2 separate regions of the Mus musculus genome follow, and region 2 is linked to region 1. The links are chromatin loops, found by intact Hi-C in ENCODE. Cell type or tissue: gastrocnemius. All regions are shown on one strand.

Region 1 (8,000 bases):
GAGTCCTCCACCCAGGAGCCATGCAATAGCAGGCGCCTGCCCACACCCACAGGCCTTTGCTTGCTCGCAACCCTGCTGTTCACTACTTAATCCCTGCGGCAACTGCACGGATTAGGTCTTGTTTCTGTCCCCACTCAGATGGGAGAAACATGGCTCTGAGAGTTTAAATATCTCATCCATGAAGCACTAGAATCAGGCCTGACCCATCCTCCAGCCTGCTTGGTTTCCTGAGAGACAGCATGGCTGAGTCTGGGTTGTGGGAAATGGGAAGGAGCAATAGAGCGGGGAGCTGAGGGGACCCCCCCACCCCCAACACACACACACACACACACACACACACGCGCACACACACACACACACACACACACACACACACACACGCGCGCGCACACACACACACACACACGCACGCACGCACGCACACACACACACACACACACGCACGCACACACGCACTCGTGCCTTCCTGTGCATCCTGGCCCGAGAGAGCCCTAAGGAGAGAGGCTCTCCTCCCACAGTCTGCTCTGCCTCGGTCTCTCCTCAGGGGTCTGCCCAGCAGCTAGGGCAGCTGGCTCTTGGGGTTGTCTGTTCCCGCCCCACCCCCAGCTCCAAGCAGGAACCCAGACCCAGGACAGCTGGCCGCCCCACACTGTTTTCCAGAACCCAGGTTCTTTTAATTATAACCAGTTTGCCATCCTCAGCAATTCTTTGTTTCCCTCTTCTAATACCCGTGAGTTGGACTCCGCCCCCAGAGCCTCCCAGCCAAGCCCTGGGTTAAAATCATTTCCTTCCCACGCAGAGACCCCTCCAGTCTGTTAGTCTGTTAGTGGGTGAGGCACGGCGGGATTAACCACAGGGCCCTCTCCATTTTTGGTTATTTGCTAAGGCTGGGACTCTCCCTCCCAGAAACTCTCCTAGTCTGAGTCTATGACTGGGGACAAAGCAGAGCTGAAGAGTGCAGGACATGGGCTTGATGTCACACCTTGTGCGTGTAACATTAGCCAAATCACCTTCTTCTGCCAGGGAAACCAGGGATTTCCTACCAGAGACACATGACTGCGGACCTAGACTCGAGGGTCTGCTGCTACCGCTGGTTCCCAGACTCCAGTCAAGTGACCTTCTCTTCCAGCCCCTGAGCGCCTCCCACCCCCACGCCACTGCCCATGTGGTAAATTGGTTGAGCACAGCCTCATGTGGTGCACCAGAAATCCCTACATTTGGGAGGCTGAGAAAAGACGTGAGTTCAATCCCAGATTACGCCCTGTTAGTCAATGGAATACCTCATATTTAACTTGGCCGCTGCAGGCAATACCTGTGCTTTTTCTTTTTCTGATTTTGTTTGTTTGTTTGTTTGTTTGTTTGTTTGTTTGAGACAGGGTTTCTCTGTGTGGTCTGGTTGTCCTGGAACTCACTCTCTAGACCAGGCTGGCCTTGAACTCAAAGATTTGCCTGTTTCTGTCTCCCTCCTAAGTGCTGGGATCAAAGGTGTGCACCAACACACCCAGTCTTTTAAAAGTTTCATGTGCACTGGTGTCTTGCCTGCGTGCATGTCTGTGTGAAGAACTGGAATTTTATAGACAGTTCATGTAATGTACTGGTTTCCCCTCCGGGTGCTGGGAATTGAACCTGGGTCATCTAGGAAGAACAGCCCTTGCTCCTTTCTAACTGCTGAGCCATCTCTCCAGCCCTGGCCTCTGTATTCTTAATACAGATAGATTTTAGCAGTAACTAAGGATCGAAGACAGGAGGGGACCTGTTGTCGTAATGGATACATGGCCCATAGTCCCTATTCTTGTGGTTTGATTGATTTTTTTATTTTTTTAAAAAAGGGATCTCATCCAGATGAGACTGGCTTTGAACTTGCGATGTAGTCGAGGTTGGCCTTGAACCTGATTCTCTCCTATTTCCATCTCCTGAGTTCTGGGATTACAGATTTGTGCCTCCATGCCCAGCCATCAGTCCCTATTCTGCAAATAAGAGCTGAGTCACAAACCAGACTTCATGGGACTTTAGGTGATCTTGTTCTGGGGCAGGGGAAGGGAGGGGGCTGGCCTTGTATCGGATGACAAGATGACAAGCCAACAACACGTCCATAAGGGCAGTGTGCTTCTGAGAAAAGAACTGACCTGGTTCCTGTCAGTGACTGCTTTCCCCTCAGTGCATTCAATACATGCTGTGTGTGTGTGTGTGTGTGTGTGTGTGTGTTGGGCAGGAATGCCATGCTGTGTGTGTGTGTGTGTGTGTGTGTGTGTGTGTTGGGCAGGAATGCCATGCTGTGTGTGTGTGTGTGTGTGTGTGTGTGTGTGTGTGTGAGAGACAATCAGAGGACAACTTGCATGTGTTGGTTTTCTATTTCACAAGGTGGTTCCTAGAGTTAGAATTCAAGTTGTCCGATTGGCAGCAATCTCCTTTACCTGCTGAGCCATCTCGGTGGCCCTCTCCACTGCACCCGGGGCTGGCCAGCAAGCCAGGCCTTCCTGCCTCTGCCTCCTCAGGCCTGGGCTGCTGGTGTGAGCAGGTGTCTGGCTTTCTTACATGGGTGTGGATCTGGAACTCGGGTCTTTATGCTTGCTCAACAAGCACTTTCCCAGTTGAGCCAAACCCTCAGGCCCACAGCCCCACGGAGTGTCTCCTGCCTGCCATCTCAGGGCTTAATCTACCTTGCTGCTCCTGTTCCTTCAGAGAATTGCATTATCATTTGCTTCAGTTAAGGCAGTGGTTCCCAACCTTCCCAGTGCTGCGACCCTTTAATACAGTTTCCCATGTTGTGGTGACTCCCCAACCGTAAAATTGTTTTCATTACTACTTCATAGCTGCTGTTACTGTGATGAATCTTAGTGTAAATATTTTTGGAGCTGGACGGTTTGCCAAAGGGGTCTCGACCCACAGGTTGAGAACCACTTAATTAAGGGCCCAACCACAGAAAAACTTGAATGACCTTCATCTCCTTCAAGGCCCCAGGTGGGCAAACAGACGGGGTGAAGCACCTGGCCCAGCTGGCAGCCATGCTCAAGACCTGCAAGGCGCTGGCAGCCTCCACCCTGCAGAAGCCCTCGCCTCTGCAGCCTTGCTCACCAGCGCCTCCCTGTGGTGAGATCTGAGATTGTGCGGAAATGAAAGCTCGACTCGAGCTTCCAGGTAACCTGCATCCTCCGTTGAAGTCTTGGCCTCCAGGTCCTAAGCCTGGACATTGACTTTGCCCTTCTCCTTCTCAGGATGACAGAACCTCTCACACTTGGAGGTCATTTTCCGTTGCTCTGACCTTATTGTTGTGGTGTATTCGCCCGAGAAGACTGCTCTGGTCTCTAAGTCAAAAGAAAGCCAGCCTGCGACTACACTGGGTGTTTGGGATCCCAGTGTAATCTGGAGCTTTTCTCAGCTGAGCTTTTATGCACAAAAACAAACAAACAAGCAAACAACCATGACCTGGGTTGACATACTTCAGTTAACAAGAACAGTTAGCCATACGTGGAACTTCAGAAGCCATAAAATAAGGTTAGTACTGTTAGAGACCTTCCCAGAACTAAGGGCTTTGATGGATTTGATCTTTGTTTATGTTTGGGTTTTGTTTGTTTGTTTGTTTGTTTGTTTCTTGAGAAAGCGTCTCTCTGTATATAGCCCTGGCTGTCCTGGAACTCACTCTGTAGACCAGGCTGGCTTTGAACTCACACACTCACAGAGCTCAGCCTGACTCTGCCTCCTGAGTGCTGAGAGTAAAGCATGCGCCATCACTGCCCAGCTGGATCAGGTCTTTGTTTTGGTGTTGGCAGGTGGTGCTGTCTGCATGCTGAGTCTTCCAGCCAGAATGGCACTTCCATCATGGAGTCAGCTGTGTTACAGTCTGGGACCTGTTACACTATAAGACTTATCACCGTCCCCTCACACTGCCCACGGGTTTATCAGTTCGTGTCTCTGTAACAAATAGCCAACAGAAACAAGGGGGGAAGAGTCTTTCCTTCATGGTTTCTGAAGTCCAGTTCCTTACACTGAAGAAGGCACAGTGGGGAGTTGTGGTTACAGAGGCGAGGACAGGAAAGGGTTCATTTAGAATGAGGCTTGGAGCCAGAGCAGGTTTTGAAGAGCACTCTTGCTGCCCATCAGAGAGCTCAGCCCATCAGCAAGAGCATGATCGTCCATGCCTCATCTGTGTTGCTGACACAGGTATCAGGACCTCTACAGGAAGAAATCACATTACATAACAGTCTTATGTCTTCCATATTTCTTCAGTTTTGTCTCTTAAAAACATTTATATTTGTGTGTGTGTGAGAGAGAGAGACTTTGTGCGTTTTTGTACACTGAATGCATGCACACAGCCAGAAGAGGGTGTCAGGTCCCTGGAAACTGGTGGTACAGGTGGTTGTGAGCCACCATGCGGGTACTAGGACCTGAATCCTCTATGAGTGCAGCCAGTGCTCTCTCAACTGATTCGTCATCTCTCCAGCACCATTGTCTTATTTATTATTGTGTGTGTGTGTGTGTGTGTGTGTGTGTGTGTGTGTGGTGGGGTGCTGGGGTGGCAGGTATGTGCATGTAAGTGTATGTATCTTCTGGAGGTGGACTTAGAGGTGGTTGTAAGCCATCCAATATGGGAGGGTGCTCAGCAAGTGCAGTTACTCCTACCTGCTGAGCCTCCCTCAGCCCCTTTAAAGAAGGCCTTGTTAGGCTGCCCAAGTTAAAGAGTGCACACGTGCATGACTGTGTGTGTATAGGCACTAAAGCCCCAGCTAGGCTGTCAGTGAGCACCTCTGGAGGGGCATGAGGAGGAAGGGGATTGGGGAGCACCAATGGAGGGGCAGGAGGAGCACGGGAGCATTCCCACTTTATTTGATGTGTTTATATGTGGCTCAAGTAGTTTGCATTTATGAACTACATGTGCCATTTTGAAAATACAATGACATTGATCTTTAAAAAGGATGGGAGGCACAAGAAAGCAAGGGCAATCTAAGTGTCCCCGTCATTCAGAAGAAAGCAGCCATGTGTGTTTCCAGAGCACCAAGGAGAATATGTGCCCTGCTTGGACAAGTCACCTGGAGGTGTTCCAAAGCTACTGGTCTGGACCCATTTTGCGGTCCTGCATTACTTATGCCACTGTCCTGCCTCACCCCAAGTCACCCCCAGAGACACCTGCTGAGACAAACAAAGCTTGTCCCCAAAGCCAGCAGAATGTTCAGTTACTAGACCAAAAGTCCTTTTCTTTGAAAACTACAAAATAAACATCTCCAGCCCCATCCTTCCTCCCCATGTGCTGGCAGTCCAAGTTTATGTCTTTGGAAAGAGAAAGGAGAACAAGAAAAGAGAGGGGGGAAAAAAGAGCTCCAGCAAGCTCCCCTGTCCTCCCAAGCAGATGGCACCAAGTCAGTAATGAACTCTCCACATTTGGGACGTTTGATCTACCAGTGGGTCTGCAGCAAGCGGGAAAGCTGCTGAGGGAGGCTTCAAGGCCACGGGATGCTCTCTGGAAGGATGCTGGCAGCGTCTTTTAAATTGAATCAGGCTCTAGGGACCTATCGCCAGAAAGCTTCCCACACCAACCCTCGAGGCGCAAACACAAGAGTGCAGGGCTGACTTGCAGCCTTGATGGTTTGTTAACACCTGAGGGACTGTTTCTGGCTAAGCAGGACAAGTATACGATTTCATTTAACCCTGAGGGGCAGCAGTCACAGTCAGGCCTTCTCTGGGGTGTAACCAGGGACTGAGAAGGCCAGCTGTCATCAAATGCACCCTGACTATGAAATTCTGTCACCAAAGGCTCAGCCTTCTCTCTCTCTCTCTCTCTCTCTCTCTCTCTCTCTCTACCTGGGACTGAGCCCAGAGAGCGGAATTTGTTCCTAAGCGTCCATGTTTGGCAGTTTTTTGTCTCTGTAACAAATATTTGAGGATAAACATTGAATCAAGGCTTTGTGGGGCTTGGAGATTTGGAAGTTTGGCCTGTGGTCAGTCAGCCCTGCTCTGCTCTGGGCCTGTGCAGTGCATCCCAGTGAGAGCTTGTGTTAAGGAAAAACCTGCTCACCTTTTGGCCAGGCAGCAAGAGAAGAAAAGGGGTCAGGTTTGCAACAAATCCCCTTCAAGGACACACCCCAAATGACATAAAGACCTTCCAAGAGGACCTACCCTTTAAAGGTACCACCACCTCTCAATAGCAACAAACGGGGAAGCCACGCCTTCCACACATGGCTTTGGGAGGCATTGCAGACCTAAACTGTCAGTTTAACTGTGGCTTTGCCTCCATGGTCAGTGTCATCTCCACAGAGGCTGCTAGAAAGAACCAGACTAGAAAGATGGGGGTGAGAAAAGGGGTTCCACCTGTGCTATGGGGGAGCCACCATCCATGGTGGGTGAAAACTTTCCAGTCTGCTGCTACAGAGTCACACATACTCCTGTAGGCAAGCCTTCACTCATGCTCTGGTCATGTGTGAGCCTTGATGAAACCAAACTCTAGTTTGATATTGCGTTCTTAGAAGAGGGAGGGAGGGAGGAAAGGAAAGGAGGGAGGGAGGGAGGAAGGGATTTACATCTCCCCAGGGAAGAAATTCTCATTGTTCCAACCACAACACAAAGTAGCAGACAGTGAGTGCCCCAGCAAGGGACAGAGGGATGCTCGCTAACCCTGAGACCAGCCAGGCAGGAACCTAGCTTTACAAGAAAAAAAGGGGACTGGCCGGGGCGTGGTGGCGCACGCCTTTAATCCCAGCACTCGGAGGCAGAGGCAGCCGGATTTCTGAGTTCCAGGACAGCCAGGGCTATACAGAGAAACCCTGTCTAGATAAAAAAGAAAAAAAAAAAAAAAAAGAGGGAACTGGGAAGTGGGGGCAGGGGGGGATGCAAACCTATGGACCGGGAGCTCTTAGGGAGCGAGGACTTGGGGCTGCAGCTCATAGGGCTGGCCGTCCCAGGTATATGGCGTTTGCAGGGTCCTGTGCTCCTGATTTGGCTCTGGCTGTTGGCCTCCTGAGAGTCTTCATTATTTTTCCAAGAAGAGACTCTATATTTTCATTTTGCACTGTGGTGCCCACAAATTATAGTCAGTCCTGAGTCCAGAGACTCTGCTGCTGAGGCTAAACACTTTGCCCATCTATGTCTAGCACATACTACATAGATATTTGTGTGCACACCAAACATGTGTATACCCACCATACGTGCATATAGTCCCCGGTACCAGCATACCCTTTCAGACTTCTCCCTCCAAGACCTTTTTAATGATTTATTTATTTACTTCTTTGTGCACTGGTGTTTTGCCTGTATGTATATCTGTTTGAGGGTGTCAGATCCCCTGGAACTGGAGTTATAGGCAGTTGTGAGCTGCCCTGTAAGTGCTGGGAACTGAACCTGGGTCCTCTGGAAGAGCAGCCAGTGCTCTTAACCATCTCCCAGCTCCTACATGGTTCATTTTACCTATAAATATTTACTGAACATCATATGACTGATATGATAGGATATATGATAGTGTTGATGGCAAGGAATACTGGGACAGACAATGGCCTCTGCTTTGTGGAGCCTGAGGCCATGTACCCTGGCCAGGCTGGCCTTCTGGAAGTTACCTGTCTCCTTGTACCAGCTGTAGGCCACTGAGCGCGGAGGACTCCCGCCTGACCTGGCACCTAGCTCAGTTCACCAGAAGCCTACCCAGGGCGTTGGCCATTGGCTCGGTTGGGAATATTCTAGAGGATCCAGTGAGTCTTAGGCGACACAGAAGTTATAGACGCCCATCCTTTCTCAGCCGTGATGAGATGAACCTTTCAGAGATCAAGAGACCACGATCAAAGGGTTTTTATGTCAGTCTTTCCTTCCTGCCTCAGGCTGTGGTAAGCGGCTGTGATGCGCACATCCTGCTTCCTGCCTCTGCTGGCAGCCAGAATCTCTTCTTTAGGGTTGTTTTTTTTTTTTTAAACCACACTAGAGATCATGCCAGGGCCAAGGCAAGAGCTCTACCCTAGCACGTGTTTGTTTGTTTGTTTGTTTGTTTGTGAGGTAGCCTCAAACTCTCCACCTTCTATCTCAGC
Region 2 (8,000 bases), 81 kb before region 1:
CAGGCGAATGGACTCAAACGTCAGCATCCTATTGAAGGCAAGGTGCTGTCATGAATATCCTAATTCTTTCCATGAAATAAGTCTCCGAAACACCCCAGGCATGCAAAGCATTGAAATGAGCATCTGGGGCTGGAGCCCAACACCACATAACTGAGCGAAAGACCTTGAGCCCTTAAGCTATGACCTAGACACTCTCAGCTGTATTTTTAGCCTCCAGGACGATGTTTCCATCATCTGTGCTGGGCTTTCAGCTTCAGAGAGAAGGTGGGGGTAGGGAAGGCCAGAGGGTGCTCCTTTCTCAAGGCAGCCCAATGGGTAGGCGCTCACAGGCCTTCACACGGGGTCACTTTCACGAGTGTGCCACATATGTAGTGAAAAAGATCAGAGTGCTTGGACAGGACAGGCTACCATTTAATGCTCTGCTGTCAACATCTTAAAATTCTTCTGTTTTTTCTTTTGTTTTGTTTTGCCCTTGAACATCCAACAATCCCCCTAACTTAGCCTCCCCAGTGCAGGTGTGAGCCATAAGGCCAGGCTTGAAATTCTTAATAAGTCTGAACACAGGACCCTATATTTTCTTTGTGTGTGTGTTGTGGGGGTGGATAGTCTTTAGAGACAGGGATTCTCTGTGTAGCCCTGGCTGTCTTGGAAGTCCCTCTGTAGACCAGACTGGCCTCAGACTCACAGATATCCACCTGCTTCCTGAGTTCTGGGACTAAAGGTATATGCCACTATGCCCTGCTAGGACCCTGTATTTTCATTTCCTATGCAGTCATACAAACTGAAGAGCTTATTCTGATTGCACTAAGGGTGGAGAGTTTGATGAACAGTAGAGGCTGATACCAGATCTGCAGGGGCAACTTTCTATATAAGGGAGGAGGCACCATCATCTCAAGCTATTATCAGGAAGCCTGGATGCCCTGAGTTGGCCAAAAGAAATTTTTTTTTTTGATCTCCTGTGTGCCCCCTTCCTATTTTCTCCTCTGACACCCAAAGGAGATATAGAAAGAATCTAGTAGCCAGGTGTGGTGGTGTGGTGGTACACACCTTTAATACCAGCACTCAGGACGAAGAGGCAAGCAGATCTTTGGGTTGGAGGCCAGAGCAAGTTCCAGGATCATCAGGGATACACAGAGAAATCCTGTCTTGAAAAACAAAATAAGCCGGGCGTGGTGGTGCACGCCTTTAGTCCCAGCACTCGGGAGGCAGAGGCAGGCGGTTTTCTGAGTTCCAAGACAGCCAGGGCTACCCAGAGAAACCCTGTCTTGAAAAAAAAAAAAAAAAGAAAGAAAGAAAGAAAAAGAAAAGAAAAACAAAACAAAAAGTCTATTAAACTGTAGGTTGGTTAAAGTGCAGGGGATTGGTTTTGCTTCTCTCCAGCGTCCTGACTGATTGTTGCTGTGTTTTGGATGGAACCCAAGGACTCACTTACCCTAGGCAAGTTTCTCTCCCAGGGTTCCACAACAACTCTAGTGCTAGGGTTGGAGGTGGGACTCACTAGAGCGCTGGCCACACAGGCACAGAGAGTACATCTTATTGGTGTCTCTGTAGTATCCTGGGTGTCTGAAATACCCTACACACACACACACACACACACACACACTCACCCACCCACACACACACTCACACACATCTGAGCTGTCCTCAGCACTGCCCATGTTCCTGTCTGTCTTTGTTTTGAGACAGTGCCACAAAATCCATCTAGGCTGGCTTTGCACTTGAGTAGTTGAGGGTGACCTTGAACTCTCTTGATTCTCCTGCCTCTACCTCCCAATCTGGAGATGACAGGCACCCACCTTGTTTCTTTGGTGTCGAGAGCAGGCCTTTGTGCATGCTAAGTAAACACTCTAACTGAGCTATATCCCCATCCATGTCTGACTATTCGTGGAGTGGGGCAAGGCTCACCCTACCTAGTGTCTGCACCAATGTTCGCTGTTGGTTTAAATTGTCTTTGAAGGTAATGCTGCATTTGAGGGGAGAGCCAAGAGTGTAGGGTAGAGGTCACAGGGCTTCCTGGAGGAGCAAACAGGCTGGTGTTGGGTTGCCTTGCCTGAGGAGGTATGAACAAACACCCATTCACCCTAAATTTAGCTCCGACAGCAGACAAGGAAGACTCCTCCCGAACCCAGCTTTGTAACCAACGAATTTATCCAGTCTCACGACAGAAGCTGAGTGACTTAAAAGCAGGCGCATCACCAAAAAGCCCTATGGCCCTTAAAAACAACCTCAGTGAAGCAGCCTTGTGGAGCACTGGCTTCGGTGGTGTCTCCCCATATCACAGGCCCCTGGGGTAGCCCCTTTATTGTTACCACAGACTTAACCATAATCGTATTGCTCTTTCCTTGTTGCAGCTGTGGGCCGAAGCTCTCTGCTCCGTAATGTCCGATGTCCATGGGTCATGTTAGGCCCTCAGTTAAAAAGGAAGAAAAAAGAAAAGAAAAGAAAAAAAAATATATATATATATACACAACAGTCCCACGTGTGGAACCTGGAGGCTGAGTTCTCACTAGTAAGTGAAGGGTGTGTCCACTGGGCGGTGGGGGCGTCCACTCAGAAACACCTAGGGTTCTTGAATTCAGGAACAACAGGGAAAGCAAACGATTGAACAAGATTCTTCTTGCCACAGCTCTGGGTCGTGTGGGTGGAGAGGGACAGAAAGGCAGGCGCCTCGTGGGAGGTATCTACGCCCTTGGGGCCCAGCTCTGGGAGCTGCCTCCTGAGTGTGGGAAGGCTGGGGAGAACACCTGCCCAGTGAGAGGGCGAGGGGCACAGGGCGCAGGGGTGGGTGTACCCCAGGTAGGCCAGGGTATCCCACGGGGCCAGGATCGCCCAGCCCTGCTCCGGGCACAGCGAGTAGGAACAGGAGGGCAGATGTTCCTGCCACCGCCAAGCCTGGTGCAGGCCTGTACTTGCCAGCCCCGGACCAAGGACTTGAAAGCTCTCGGTGCACAGCCCGGACCTGTCCTGCCGGGCGTCGCCGTGGCGTTTTAAGCAAGAGCAATCGGAAAATCCCCGCTGCCTGGGGGTGTGAGGAGGAGTAAGGAGGCTCGAGATCCTGGGGGGTGGGGGGCTGCCTCGCGGAGACCGAGAATTTAAGCCACAGAACCCCAAGTCTCCCCTAATGAAGAGACACAGCGCTTGCCCCATCGAGTTGGGCACTTTTGTTGCTTCCGTATCTTTGGACCTTGAGGTCTTTTATGGTTCCTATTTTGCTGATGGTTGAGCAAAATACATTGGTGAGATATATATATATACACACAGATACATATATATGCAAATATATAGTGTATCACCCATTTTATACTAATTAAAAATAATTTAACTGGGAGTGGGGACACACACCTTTATTCTAGCACTTGGGAGGCGTAGGCAGGAAGACCTCTGTGAGTGCGAGGACAGCCTGATCTACATAGTTCCAAGACTCAAAATAATAATAATAATAATTTAAAACTGGTGTGATGGCTCATCGGTAAAGACAATTGCCACCAAGGTTGAGGACCTGAGTTCCCAGAACCGACAGTGCAAGGAGAACCGACTCCCACAAATGGTCCTCTGGTGTTACACATGCACCCATACACATACAATAAAAAACATATATGTATGTACATATGCATTTATACATACATATATTTTTTTCTTTGTTTCTGTTTTATAGCCCTGGCTGTTCTGGAACTCGCTTTATAGATCAGACTAGTCTCCAACACCAAGACCTATCTGCCTCTGCCTCCCGAGTACTGGGATTAAAGGCGTGCGCCACCACTGCACCGCTGTAAATACATATTTTTAAAAGAATAAGTTGCGCTAGTTGACACGGATATGATAGGATTCTGCACAAGGCTCAGTATGCTGTCCCTTTGGTAGCTGCAGGACTCCACAAGGAGAAAGAACTCCACATTTACTGAGCCCCCACTGTGCGTGCGAGGTTTCCGTGCATTATCTCACTTTGTACAACCGCTTTGTGGAGCAGACGGTATCGACATACCACTGAGCAGAAGGGAGCCCCGTTTTCTTTAAACCTGTATACATTTATACAGATCTTACGAGTAACCAAGTGGGATACGAACCGGGACTGGAGGACTCCAGAACACGCTTTGGCTAGCCGCTACCACGAGCCTAGCAAGAGCAAGAGGTTTGTTCTGGTTACTACCGCAGTGGTGGAACTCGCGCGTGAGTCACGACCTAGGTAAGGGTGAAACAGGGGTCACGGCGCTCGGCCGGTGTCAGCGCCGACAAACCTCAGCGTGGGGACTCAGAGGCAGGACCCGTCCCGCCCTCACCTGTAGACTCCACACCTCGGGTGGCCTCACCGCGCCTGCTGTGGGGGCGGAGCCAGGTGGGGCGGGGGCGGGCTCCCGCGCGTGAGTGGCAGGCCGCGCATGCGCAGGCCGCCCGGCTCGGAATCCTAGCAGGCGTCAGGCAATCCGGGCGGTGCTGAGGAGGACGGGGCGGCGCTGAGGAGGGCGGGCCGGGGCGGACCGGGGCGGGCCGGGGCGGACCGGGGCGGGCCGGGCGGCGAGGGCGGGGCGACGCTGAGCTCCGTCCTGCTCCCATGGCCGCCCCCGGCTCCCGGTGCTGCCCCCTCTGCCCCGGGCCGCGCCCGGGGGTCCCGCACTGACGGCCCATGGCGCCGCCCGCCGCCCGTCTCGCGCTGCTCTCCGCCGCTGCGCTCACTCTGGCGGCCCGGCCCGCGCCCGGTCCCCGCTCCGGCCCCGGTGAGTGAGACCCCGGCCCCCCCCCGAACCCCCTCGCCCTCTCTCGCGCGTGGACCCCGGAGAACCCGATGTTCGGGCTTCTGTCCCAGCACGCGGCGTGGACGCGCCTGTCCCGCGTTACCAGGACTCTGCCCCGAGTGCCGGCTTCTAACTTTGCCGAACTCTGCTTCCGACTTACGGAAGAGAAGGGGGTGCGTGACGGCTAAAGTCGCCCGTACCGAGTGCAGACTACTCTGAGTCCACCGCGGCGTCCGCCCGAGGTGGTGCTCTCGGCCAGGATGGAAGCTGGGATGGCAGCTTAGTTCCCACACGCCCTTCCTTGCCTCGGAATCCTTTCCCAGTGGAAGGACAAGCATGAGGGTGTTGTCTGGCCCAGTTCGGTTTCTTTGCAGGTTGTTGAGAGCTGATGAGCATAGGACATTGGTGAACCTGCCACTGGGGTCTCCACCCTAAGTTGCGGATTGTGATGTTGCGAAGGCAGGGTTTTACTAGTAAAAGAAAACTCAGAGTTGCTTTGTTTTCTTGACAGCTTGGATTTAGGGGAAAGGCTGAGATTTATTTTCTGTGTGATTTTGAGGCAAAGCTGCTTGAACCTCTGTTACTTGATCTGAAAGTGGGGGGGGGTAACTCACTCCCATGAGCAGTGTTGGTGAACATTAAATGATACACTGTAGGCAACTTGCTTAGAGTGTTCCACCATGTGTAGTCATTAAACGATTTAATAATACTTATTATAGTGTTTCCCAGTTCACTAAGGACTAGACACCTGGTTTACCCAGCGAATACTGAATTTCTTTCAGGATGAATCCCGGCAAAAGGCAAAGCTGGGTTTTGGGACGGCAGAATGAGGAGTTCCCAACACACCAAACCTGAGACTCAGTAGAAGTGGTTTCTAGGTGATTGCTGCCTTCTATGGGACTTCTATAATGTGCTCTTTTCTACTGTTTGTAGTATGTGAACAGGGAGGGAGGGAGGGACGTTCCGAGAGCCAGGACGTGTCAACATAACTGTAACCTAGTAACTCCTTCCACTTTGTCATCTTTGTGTTCAGGATTTAATGTCCTCTATGGAGAGAGAGGTACGGGTGGGAGTGGACTGGCGCTCCTTCCTGGAAAGGGCACTGTGAGCCTATTCTGCCCACACTTGCAGGGAGGTAGCATCTGTTAGGCACCGACGCTTTGCTAGGTCAGATGCAACAGCTCTTGGGTAAAGTTGGTATGCTTTTATTTAGGAGTCCTGGGTAAGGACAAATTTATGGCTGTTGTGAAACAGTTTACTAGGTCCCTCAAACTCTCCTCAGCGGGGTTCCTCAGCATTCTGCAACATCAGTGCCTTTGTGATGTTTCCCCTCTGGTTCCAGAAGCAGTTTCAGAAACAAACCACATGGTTTTCAGCATCATATCCTGTCAAGAACCTAGCGACTAGTTTGTTAAATCCTTTCCAATTAAAAAAAAAAAAAAAAAAAGCTGTACACTGAGAATATGCCAAACTTACCATTTCATATTTTGTGATACTGTAATTTTCTCTAAAATTTTGTGGATGGAAAAAATTATTCCAATACTTATATTCTGCACAACTTTGTAATATTTAAATTACTGGTGGTTTGCATTTTTGAATGCTGACTTTATAAAAACAGTTAGCTCATTCCCCTTCAATGTTATTCTAATTATAGTGTGTAGTCAACCCCAAATGATCTCCAGTCTCTCTGCTCTTTTGTCATGCGTTCTCTTCTATCACAACTGATAAGAAAGGCGACAGAGGTTAGTGGTAGCCTTTTCTTGCCTCTCACCATCCTCCTCAACGTCTCATCTGGAATTTGTCCTATTAGTCAGTAATATGTGTTGTTATAAAACCTGAGTTTGGTCACCTGTAAGGCCTGCATACTCTATAGTAATTCTCTTAGCCCCATAGATGGATAATTTAAGTGTTTAAGATGAAGTGAGTCCTCCTTTCCCCCCACCTTTTTTAGACCAGGCTGGCCTCGAACTCACAGAGATCTGCCTGCCTCTGCCTCCTGATCACTGGGACTTTCCCTTTATAAATCTCAAAGCAAAAAAGTATTGCGTTTAGGCTCCGTACTGACCAAATTGGTGTGCTCAATATAGCTGTCAGTACACTTAGAGTTTAGAATAGGTGGACCAAAAGCAAAATGATTAAAACAAAGCTACAGCTTCATCATCTCCATATTGGGAGGTTTTGGTAGTAAGCAGTGTACCAGCTTTAGTTTAGAATCTAAAGTTTTAAAGGATTTATTTATTGGGGAAGTATGGCGATGAGTACTTAATGGGGTGAGTGTGGAGATCAGAGTGTTTTTGGTAATCAATTCTCCCTATCTACCTTGTCAGTCCCTGAGATTAAAAGATCTTCAAGCTTAATACAAACACCTCTAACATCAGAGTCATCTTGATGGCCCCTAGTTTTGAATTTTGGAGCCTGGAACTCTACCTGAGGCTGTAGACCAGCGGTTTTCAACCTTGCTCATGCTCCGACAATTCAATAAAGTTCCTCATGGTGTGGTGACAACCCACCCCCCCATAAAATTATTTCATTGCTCCTTAACAACCGTAATTTTGCTACTGTTATGAATCATAATGTAAACATCTGCATTTTCTGATGGCCGTAAGTAACCCCTGGGAAAGGGTTATTTGACCCCCAAAGGGGTCGGAGACCCACAGATTGAGAAGGCGAACCACTGCTCTAGACCAAGGCAGAACAGTAAATGCTTTAGGCTTTGTGGCCCGTAGACTGCAGCAGGTGCAGGTTCTCGCCTCCGGCTGTGGAGGCGAAAGTAGTCATAGACAAAATGGATAGGCGTTGCTGGTTTTGTTTAACGGTTTAGGTTTTGGGTATTTTTTCCAAGACAGAGTCTCACTGTCTACCACTGTTGTTATTCACTACATAGACCAGGCTGGCCTCAGATTCAAAGAGATCTGCCTGCTTCTGCCTCCCAATGGCTGTTGTATTTTAATACAACTCTTTGGACATTGAAATTTAAAGCTTTCTGTCATTTTTACACGTCACGGTATCTTGTCCTTTTTAATTTTTTATAATTAAGAACCCAGTCTGAACTTGGTTTCTGGGTCGTGATTGGCTCAGCGGCTCACTTATCTAACCTTGCTCTAGGTCATGTGAACCGACTTTTAAGCGGTTACTGATCTGGAAAGCAACACAGCAGGTTGATTTTACTCAATGAACAGACCTTTTACCATTTACTGTGAATTAACCTTTGATACTTGTGAGAGTCAGGCACAGTGATGATACAGTTGTGCTCCAGCTATTTGGAAAGCT

What was found. Peaks named below come from ENCODE experiments on the same cell type or tissue, not always from the same donor. Only the 100,000 strongest peaks of a DNase experiment are listed, where the experiment ranks them.
Region 2: it touches region 1 in a loop (3.0-fold over the local background); 13 of 42 quality-filtered maps call a loop at or near these places.

What each region holds. Positions count from the first base shown.
Region 1 is chr11:5,177,119-5,185,118 of GRCm38, reverse strand. No RefSeq gene overlaps it. Among named protein-coding and RNA genes, the nearest start is that of Emid1, 29 kb to the right of the region's middle. In gastrocnemius, a CTCF peak has its summit at 3,078; DNase peaks (open chromatin) are centred at 599, 2,548, 3,049 and 5,103; H3K27ac peaks cover 2,096 bases.
Region 2 is chr11:5,258,147-5,266,146 of GRCm38, reverse strand. It overlaps Kremen1 (kringle containing transmembrane protein 1), which reads left to right and starts at 4,537. Exons shown (of 9, transcript NM_032396.3): 1 at 4,537-4,712. The coding sequence starts at 4,622. Gm46268 (a long non-coding RNA gene) reads right to left here and starts at 5,130. Exons shown (of 4, transcript XR_003949640.1): 1 at 4,931-5,130; 2 at 4,065-4,431; 3 at 2,322-2,408. In gastrocnemius, no CTCF peak of the experiment used is centred here; DNase peaks (open chromatin) are centred at 2,866 and 4,403; H3K4me3 peaks cover 2,512 bases; H3K27ac peaks cover 5,376 bases.